2 separate regions of the Homo sapiens genome follow, and region 1 is linked to region 2. The links are chromatin contacts, found by Hi-C or POLR2A ChIA-PET in ENCODE. All regions are on one chromosome and are shown on one strand. The core of a region is the stretch at or near the end of the contact, and the rest is flanking DNA. Distances in the headings are between cores, read along the strand shown. Region 1 overlaps VAV2 (vav guanine nucleotide exchange factor 2). Region 2 overlaps VAV2 (vav guanine nucleotide exchange factor 2).

Region 1 (4,655 bases), core at 1,273-3,772, 37 kb before region 2:
GTTTTTTACCAAGGGCAGATGGGGCAAAGGATCGGTCATTTCTGCACTTTTTGGAGAAACCGCCCTTGAAGATTCTGATTGGCATCCCTGGCATAGAAGCCTCCGGAGTGGGGCACCAGGAAGCGCGCACCACCCCTGACAAGGACTTTGGTTTCTTCTTCTCGCTGGTGTAGTGAGGTCCCTTCTGTGCTGACTGCCAGGTGGCTGGTGCCTGCGATCGTTCCCACCTTCCTGTCTTACCTTTCGTGTGTGTCTCCCGTTCTGTGTGGTGGCAACGCGTGTTTTTATCGTCCTTCTCATGGGGGCCGTGGCGCCAGCTATGAGCCGTTGTTTGGGAGCACAGGGGGTGTTCCAGCCCAGAGTCACCAAAACACTGGGCTCTGGGACATTGTCTCACCAGAGGTGGGTGTTGGGGGCGCCCCTCTCAGAGTGCCAGCTCCCTGGAGAGGAAGAGGGGGCAAAGGGCTCCACCCAAAGCTGACGTTTGTCTTGGAAGTGAGGTGAGGTTTGCACGGTCTGCGAACAGCCCTGGGTGTGCAGGGTCAGGCTGGGCCTTCAGAGGACAGTGCCTGCCTCCCAAACCCGGTTCCAAATGGCACTCCACCGCCCGTGGACTGTGCTGGCTGAAGTTGGATTTTCCTCCTTAAAGTCACCAGGATCAGGAGCCCTGATTCTGATGAATAGAAGCTATGTTTGGGACGAGTGGTCACTGGCTCACAGGACGACTCTGATTTTAGAGGGACGGAACGAGGACAGGACGATTGTGATTTTAGAGGGGCTGAACAAGTACTTATTAGCTTAGTGCAGAAATAAAAGAACACAACTATCCCCCCTAATAGTCAACCACCGGTGACTGCAGCCCCTGAGGATGGCTGCCTGACAGCTTGGGAGCGCCTCGGGAGTGCTGTGCACACGTGGAGAAGAGCATCACACGTGTAATTTGTGTTCCGCGATTGAAATGGGCAGAGAAGCAACACGTTAGGGTGCAGGAACCTCTCCCCGTGTGCCCCCACCCCCAGAATTTGGCTGCAGCTCCCATGCTCGGACCCAGCACCAGTGACATATGGGTGTTGATATACCCTGACATGTTGGGGTACAGATGGAAAAGCGCCACTGCGTCCTGGTTCCTTCATCTAGGCACACTGTCCTCCAGAAGCCTCCGGCTCGTTTGTGTGGCAGGACTGTGGGGATTTGGACGGACATAGCCTCGTGTTCAGCCCGGGTCTCATGTTCCCAGACCTGGAAGGCCTTCCCGCCTTCTTGGACCATCCTCCGGTGACGGTGTCCTGATGCCGTAGGTTTCTGGTTTGTCTGTTTTGTACTAAAACACTCCTGGTTGTCAGCCCTTCTCCCACGTGTGTTGGAGGCCGGGACTGTAGCCGCAGCTGATCTAAGTTCACCAGCGGGAGCTGGTGGCTGTCCTGAGCTCAGCTGACACCCCATCTTTGAAAATCAGCCATCTTTGGAGGGCAGGGAGGAGATCAGGAAAGATAGCTAATGGATGCCAGGCCTAATACCTAGGTGATGGGATGCTCTGTGCAGCAATCCAGCATGGCACACGTTTACCTATGGAACACACCTGCACATCCTGCACGTGTACCCCTGAACTTAAAAGTTGGAAATAAAAAAAAAGAAAATCTGACTTACTTTCTTGGCCTGGGCAATCCTGACCTGTGGGGCTCTGGGCCACGTGAGAGTGGGTTTGGAGGACATTCGGTGTGTGGTTGGTAACTGGCATCCCTGAGGCTCTTGCTGAAGGCCTGTGCTGACGAGCAGCCCTCCCCGCCCAGGCGGACCTTGTTTAATGCGCTTACTTTTGGACATGGCGTCTTTAGTGTGTGTGTGATGCAGAGGTCAGGAGGTTGATGGGGGAGCAGGAAAGACGAGTTACCTGATGCACAGCTAAAGTGCCTGCCACCCTGACTTAGGCCTCAGGAGTGACACTGGCCATACAGTGGGGGGTCACCAGTGGGCACTAGAAAACATTTTGGGGCCGGTGAATATGTTCACCGTCTTGACTGTGTTGACAGTGTCACGGGTGTGTACATATGTAAAAATAAGGACATGACACTCTCTGGAGGGTGTGCAGCTTATCGTCTGTGGATCATACCTCCATAGAGGTATGGTAAATTTAATACAGGTCTGGTAAATTCAATGCAGTTGAACGTCAAGGTCTTAGTCTCACCAGCCGCATTTCACGTGTGCAGGCTGTGTGTGGCTGGCGGCCCAGGCATCCGCAGCACAGACACGGCGTTTCTCTCTTCACAGAAAGTTCTCCCGGGCAGCACGCTCCAGGGCGAAGGGCTGGGGAACGGGTGTGTTCCTGGTGGGACTTGCTTAGTGAGTGAGGCAGGCTCTTTCCTTTTTAGTTTTTATTAAAAATGTGCTTCCGGTCCCCAGTGCACGCGTGAATACATTCCTTTCGGTAAATATGAAACTGTAGAGATCAGACCTGTGCTCCCAAGAAGGGGCGTGCCCGGCCCTGCTTCCTGCAGCCCATGTAGCCTGGCCAGGAGCTGGGGTGCTCAGGAGGCCACGGCGCTCCCAGCTGTAGCTTCATCTCTGGCTCTGTCCCATCACTGCCGTGACCCATAGACAAACACGGTGTGCTGGGATGGGCTTGCGGTCTGCGGGACTGTGTTAGACTCCCGTGCCCGCCTCTGTACCAGTGCAGACAACTCTGACTGCATTTCTGTCCCCAGTTTTCTTTTTCTTTTTCTTTTTTTTTTTTTTGAGACCGAGTCTCGCTCTGTCGCCCAGGCTGGGGTGCAGTGGTGCAATCTCGGCTCACTGCAAGCTCCACCTCCCGGGTTCACGCCATTCTCCTGCCTCAGCCTCCCGAGTAGCTGGGACTACAGGCGCCCGCCACCACGCTCGGCTAAGTTTTTGTAATTTTTTTTTTTTTTTTTTAGTAGAGTCGGGGTTTCACCGTGTTAGCCAGGATGGTCTTGATCTCCTGACCTCGTGATCCGCCGGCCTCAGCCTCCCAAAGTGCTGGGATTACAGGTGTGAGCCACCGCGCCCAGCCTTCTGTCCCTGATTTTCTAGCTGTGTGACTCTGGGGAAGTGACTCACTGAACCTTGGCACCTCATCTGTCAAATGGGCTTGGTGCCGGTTACATGAGAGAGCCCACCGCACGGTGCCCCCTTCAGTCCAGTGCCTCCATCTGGAAGGTCTGAACTCGCAGCTTGCGCCAGTTAGAGTAGGCTTGACTGCTTCTAACAAAAACCCCAGTACATCAGGAGCCGAAACTCACCAGGGTTTGTTCGTCTTGGAGGGTTGCAGGTAGGCAGTCTAGAATAGGGGTGACGGTGCCATAGTCTCAGGGACCCAGGTGCACCCAGCTTCTTGTTCTACCTCTTCCATCCTCATGGTCATGGTTCACAATGGCTGCAAGAGCTCCAGCCATCACTTCTTCATTCTAGGCAATAGAGAGGGCTGGGGTGGGGGAAGCTGATTCATTGAAGCCGACTTTTCAGAAGCTCCAGTCACTGTGTTAATTCCTCTTTATTGGCCAGATTCTAGTCACATGGCCTGGCATAGCTCGTGTGGCTCGTGGGGGGCTGTCTGATGGAGTGCTAGCATAGCTGGTAAGGATGCAGGGGAGGATGGAGGATGGGAGGCCCCCAGCCCTGCCCTTGCCCTGTGAGCAGCCAAGCGAAGGACAGAGAGTGAGTGGCAGGCTCATCCTTCTTGGCACACATAAAGAATCTGAAGTTAATGCATGTGTTTTGGGATGTAAGAGGGCATGTTAATCAATGGAAATATTAATACAATCCTCAGGCGCAGTTTCCAAATAGAGGAGAGGAGTCTCAGGGCAGAGTGTTTCTTCCGGCCTCACACACCGTGTGTCTGCCATCTTCTGTAAGGCTGTCTCCCCCTCTTTGCCCAGTCGGACCATCTAGTCTGCAAGCTCTGCGTTCATGTTGTCAGTGACAAGGAGGAAGAGATAGCCGCTGGCTATCTCTTGTGGATGGCACAGCCTTCCATCCTCGCGAACCTGCAGTGGGCACAGATTTGTGCTAGGCGCTGTTCTGAGCACTCTGTGTGGCTCATTGAGGTGGGGCCCATAGCTGGATGGTATTTAGCTCCAGGCTTTGTTTGCTGCAGTAGTTGACCTACCCTGATCCATTTTGCAGATGGAGAAACAGAGGCAGAGAGAGATTGTTAGTTGCTCCCACAGTTAGCAGTGCGAGAACTGAGTTTTGAACCTCCTGCTGAGCTCCAGGACTCAAACTCAGCTCTGTGAGTGGCTTCCAGGCCAGGGACTTGGGGGAGGCCGCTCACATCTTCACCCCCCTTCTGAGGAGGCAATGAGACCAAAACACCCAGCCCAACCTCCCCATGTCCAGATTTGTCTCCACCGGGAGACAGTTCTCGGAATGAGTCAATAACCATCTTCATCAAATGCTTCCTCTGCCAGGCTGGGCCAGCCAAATCCATCCTTCCTCGCGATTGCTAGGGGTGCCTGGAGTTGGGTCCCTACTTTGCAGTTTTGTAATTCAAAGTTAATTTCTTTTTGAGTTCGATGTTCTTACCGGATCAGGTTCATTCCCAATCATTCCTCGTGGGTCCCTGCCCCTTTTAGTGGAAGGTGTGAGTTCTGTGTGGAGATTCTGGGAGCGCAGCTGCCTGCATGCCCACTGGGCCCACA
Region 2 (4,806 bases), core at 1,272-3,771:
CTCCTTGGGGCCGCCCCCCTCCCGCGGTCCTGCCTTCCCTCCACCCAGTATCCTCTTTGCAGCCTGAAGCATCTCTCAAACACCAGCCTGACCCTGCACTCCCACTGCCCCAGGCGAGGCCAGCTCCTTGGCCCTGTGTCCGACAGGCCTCCGCTCTTTGGTCCCCTGTGTGGCCATGGCCGCTCTCCGGGCCTGTGCGTGGGCTCTGCCCCTGCACGTTCTCCTGGCCTTGGCTGACTGGCTGCTCTCCCTCAGTCCCAGGGGGCCTGCCTTCCTTAGGGGAATAGTCTTTGCTCCACACCCACCCCGTCCCTTGCCCCCTACCACTCTTGTCTCCACAGCGCCTCTGCTGGCAGCGGTCAGTGGTGCTGGGCGTGGGAGCAGGGCGTGCCTGAATGGGGCCATCCCAGGGGAGATGCATGCTCCTTTCCAATATTGTATTAGTCAGGGTTCTCCAGAACAGCAGCGCTGATAGCATATGGATAGATAGGAAGATTTAATACCAGGGACTGGCTCACACGATCCTGGGGGCTGAGAAGTCCTGAAACCAGCTGCTGTGAAGCTGGAGGTCAGGAAGGCTGGTAGTGCAGCTCCAGTCCTGATCCGAAGGCCCAAGACCCAAGGGGCCTGATGGCGTGAGTCCCAGTCTGAGCCCAAAGGCCTGAGAACGACGAGCGTCGATGTCCGAGGGCAGGAGATGATGGCTGTGCCCGCTGGGCAGTGAGTGAATAAGGCCTTCGTCTGCCATCATGACCTGTTTGGGCCCCCGCAGTTGGGTGAGGCCCGAGGGCACGGGAGGCGTCTGCTATACTCGGCTGCCGACTCAGATGCTGGTCTCCTCTGGAAATGCTGCCCAGCCACTCCGGAGGTAATGTCCTACCTGCCCTCTGGGTACCCCTTAGCCCAGGCAGGATGGTGCCGTAGCATTAGCCACATTAGCCATCACAAACGTCAATTCATTCTATAGCCTCTTGTGCTAGAGGGGACTGGAGCGGGGGCCTCGCGTGTGTTCCTGCGGTGTTTCTCAGCAGGTCCTGGCGCAGGGCAGTTGGTAGCTGAGCTTTTGAAGGGACTGGCAGGGTCAGTCCTGCCGTGCGCTGCAGTGCCGGGCAGTCTGTGCCTCCAAGGGGATCGCCTGTTTCTTTGCTACTTTATCATAGGCCTGCGCCTCCTCCAGGCAGCCCTCACTTCGAGCTGCTCAGACTCTCTGACTACAATTCTGGGTTGCCCAGAGCCTGCCTTTTGTCTGTGGGGCCCCCTCTGCCTGCTCAGGGCCTGCCCTCTGCCTGATGAGCTCCTTAGCCGGCAGAAGGGTGGCCTGTTCCCATCAGCTGTGGATAGCTCCCCGGGGCTGTGGCGCTGGGCTGTGTGGTGGGGGCAGTTGGCTCTGTGAAGCCAGGCCAGGCAGTGGCTGGGGACTGGGTCTGGCCTTGGCACGGAGGGTTCGGCACTCGGCTCTGGCCCTGTGAACCCGGGTTCCCAGCCCACCCTGAGTGACCTCCTGAGCCCCGGCTTGCACACACGTGACCTGAGCGTGGTGAGAGTTCAGAGCTTGGGGGCAGTGAAAGAAACGCAGGTGATCCCGTGAAGCGCTCAGTCTGGGGTCTGCAGCGGGAGAGCCTGTGATTCTGTTTTTATGGTGACCGTCCTCATTCCCACCCTTGTTCTTTCTGGGGCTGCTCTGCCCCGACTGGCTATGGGGCCTTGGATGAGACGCACCCATTTCTAGACCCGTCTTCTCTGTGTGTAAGGTGAGGGTTCTGGACGCATGTTTCCCCCAAGGCCTCTTGCAGCTCGGACCATGCACAGCGCCTGGCTCCATGAGGCCTCCACGCCCCACTTCCTGCCTGGACAGTCTGCAGTTGTGGGCTGGGGAGGGAGATGGATCCTAGGGTCCCACATGGGAATCTGCCTGTGTAGACGCCTGTGTTCCAGCCCCTTGGTTCACTGTCTCCACCTCTGGGAAGAGGGAAGGGTCCAAGGAAGAAGCAGCGCAGGAGGTTCTTGGAGGGGGCAAGACATCTGTGTAGAGAGTGGGGTGGTGTGGGGGAGGCCAGAACCCCTCCCTCCTGCCCTTGAGGTGCTGTTCCCATAACCCCACCTTGGCCTCAAGGTCTGGGCGGGTACCTTGAGCTTCCTGTGGGATTCTTGTACCTTGGAGGCAGTGACTCACGCGCTAGGCAGCAGATCTGTGTCATGGTCTCCGGCCTTGCCTCTGATTAAAGAGGGACTGATGCGGCTCGTCTGCAGCCTGGGTCTGGGATGCCTCCCACACTGGAACCCACCTTTATCCCCGCTTTTTCCTGGTGGACAGGGGAGGGAGGCGCCATCTGTGCCTGGCTCCTGCAGCCACAGCAGCGCTGAGTGATGCCCAGGAGGGGCTGGGGAGTGTCTCTGGGAATGAGAGAGCAGCATTCGCAGACAGTGAGTGGCCCAGCCTGCCCAGCCAGTCTTGCTGGGACAGGTTTACTGGCCTTGCAGGCTGCAGGCCCCCACTCAGAAACCTTGCTTTCATGCCTGGAGGCTGTGGTTTGTCCCTCAGCTTCAAATCCAGGATGGATAGCCGGCCCTCCAGGGCAGGGCGGCGTGGAGAGCCGGGCTCTGCTGCCAGAGGCACCAGCTGTCTGCCCCAGCCCCGGTGACTCCTCCTCAGAAAGGGGAGAGCCACAGAACCATCTCGTGGGGGGTTTTGAGGGAATAAAATGAAATAAACCTGGGAAAGATCTGGCAGGCAGGAGGCCTAGACGGTGGTTAGCTGTCCTGGAGGACGCCGTGTCTGGGAGAGACGAGCCTCAGGCTCCAAACAGGAACCCCTCGTTCTAGGCTGGGCCCTGCCTGGAAGTTGCTGGGTGGGCTTGTGAAGCTCTTGCATCTTCCCAGCTGGGTTTTAGGTTTCCCATCTCAAAATTGGAGAATTTGGACCAGATGGCTGCTAAGCTGCTTCCATGAAGGACGGGAAATTCCCCCCAACAGCCCCTGACCCCCGACTGATTCCTGTAGAGTTTCCTGGTGGGGAGCAGCTGCCGCCTGATGCAGCTGCCTCATGCAGCTTGCCCAGCCCTGGGACACAGGGCTTCCGTGCTGGCATTAGGAACAGTGGGCAGTCAGTGTTCAGGGGACCTGAGGCTATTGGTCCAGGCGTTTCCCAGGGCAGTGCCGCTCCTGTCTTGGGTGCTGATTGCTTTCACAGGCAGCGTCTGCCCGGAGCACTGTGCAGAGACAGCTGCAGAGGCCAGTGTCTTCAGCAGGGGCATGGTGACCAGCTAGTGACTCCACCGTGAGCACAGTGGGACTGGGAGTGTGGCAGGACGCCCTTTGCCATCTGTATGTCTTGCGGTTTCCTTATTCCACACACAGGGAAACCGAGGCCCAGAGAGGAGTGGCTGAGATCGTCCGTGGCAGGCTTAGGACTTGATCCCAGCTCTGGCGTAATGTCCTGGTCTGAGCCTCTGTACTGTTTTGCTCAGGATCTCAGATTAAATTGCAGCTTCCCTCACATGCCCAGCACAGAGCAGGCACTCAGCTAACATGTGAGCCCAGTTGCTGTTGTGTGTTTTCCTGTCTTCCTTCCTCCCTCCCCCACCCCCCCGCCCCCTCCCTCTGTCGCCCAGGCTGGAGTGCAGTGGCTCAAGCTTGGCTCACTGCAACCTCCGCCTCCTGGGTTCAAGCAATTCTTCTGCCCCAGCCTCCCAAGTAGCTGAGATTACAGGTGCACACCACCACACCTGGCTAATTTTTGTATTTTTAGTAGAGATGGGGTTTCACCACGTTGCCCAGGCTGGTCTAGAACTTCTAGCTTCAAGTGATCTGCCTGCCTCTGCCTCCCAGAGTGCTAGGATTACAGGCGTGAGCCACCCCCTTGTGTGCTTTTCTGTCCACCCATCTGCCCCGCTTCTTGAGCGGTAGACTCTGTCTTAGTCAAGAAGCTCCCAGAGCCCCATGGTTGGAGTGGCCGCCTGGAGAGGACGTGCTGCCCCGGATACTCCACCAGCTTACGCCTCCTCCTGTGCTCCAGGAGGCCACCTGGGCCCACTTCTCCCTTCCAGCCTCTTCTCTCCCCGGGTCCCAAGGTGCACAAAGCGACTCTGACCCCCGGGGCTTCCCTGCCAGCCTTCCTGCCTCTGCTCCAGGCTTTGGGTTTCCTCTGGAGGTGTCGGGAACTGGGCCTAGGACCCCGACCCTTCAAGCCGAGGAGAGGCTGTGCCCCCACATGCTGGTTGGGGCAGCTGGGCCAGTGTAGCTGACTGCAGTGGGGAAAAGACGGTGCGCGGAGTGAGGACGCCATCAGCCCTTTTCCTCTAGCCTGGCCACACCATGGCAGAGAAGAGGGGGAAGTTAGACTCGCAGTCACCCACCCAGCACAGCCATGGAAACATGGAGGACGTGGGTGCTGGGAGCCGAGCATGCAGGGAGGAAGCCAGGGCTTGCAGTTTTCTTTGGGGCTGGCCCCTGCCCCTGCCCCTTTCTTCTCTTCCCTCTTGGGGTCGGCCAGGTCACTGACGCCCTGGTTCACATACGATCAGTCTCCCCACATCCCTGGCCCTGGCCAGTGTCCCGTTCACAGCTATGCCATCTCTGGGGGCTTCTCAGCCACCCCCTTGAGGAGCTCACAAGGATTTTCAGGTCTGCCCTCTGTGCCAGTGCCTGAGAGTCCTGGATGTGATTCCAGCTGGGAGAACCTTCCAGACTAGAATCCCAACATTTCATTCCCAGTGGGGCAGACACTCAGAGGAAGGGTGGAGCGATGACCCCATGGAGCCAGGGTCTAGCTGGAGGCTGTGTCCCTGAACCACCTGCTGGGGGCTC

Evidence for each region. A loop is a pair of places that touch in the nucleus more often than their neighbours do. ChIA-PET counts read pairs that join two places held with the same protein, here RNA polymerase II (POLR2A). Pooled maps may share reads with other maps.
Region 1: a loop to region 2 is called in a pooled map, with 2.6 times the contacts of the local background. The contact joins two enhancer-like sites. A Hi-C loop is called at or near these places in 4 of 50 pooled maps. POLR2A ChIA-PET finds 5 or more read pairs at or near these places in 3 of 52 experiments (HEK293, HepG2 and WTC11).

Annotation. Positions count from the first base shown.
Region 1 is chr9:133,908,902-133,913,556 of GRCh38, reverse strand. The region is part of intron 2 of VAV2 (vav guanine nucleotide exchange factor 2); the gene reads left to right. Among named protein-coding and RNA genes, the nearest start is that of VAV2, 81 kb to the left of the region's middle. Within about 2 kb of position 2,522, at least 2 of the 41 ENCODE cell types and tissues checked have a DNase peak (open chromatin) inside an H3K27ac peak, as active enhancers do.
Region 2 is chr9:133,871,891-133,876,696 of GRCh38, reverse strand. The region is part of intron 2 of VAV2 (vav guanine nucleotide exchange factor 2); the gene reads left to right. Among named protein-coding and RNA genes, the nearest start is that of VAV2, 120 kb to the left of the region's middle. RefSeq lists enhancers at 1-28, 29-764, 1,550-2,749, 3,746-4,246, 4,247-4,747. Within about 2 kb of position 2,521, at least 5 of the 41 ENCODE cell types and tissues checked have a DNase peak (open chromatin) inside an H3K27ac peak, as active enhancers do.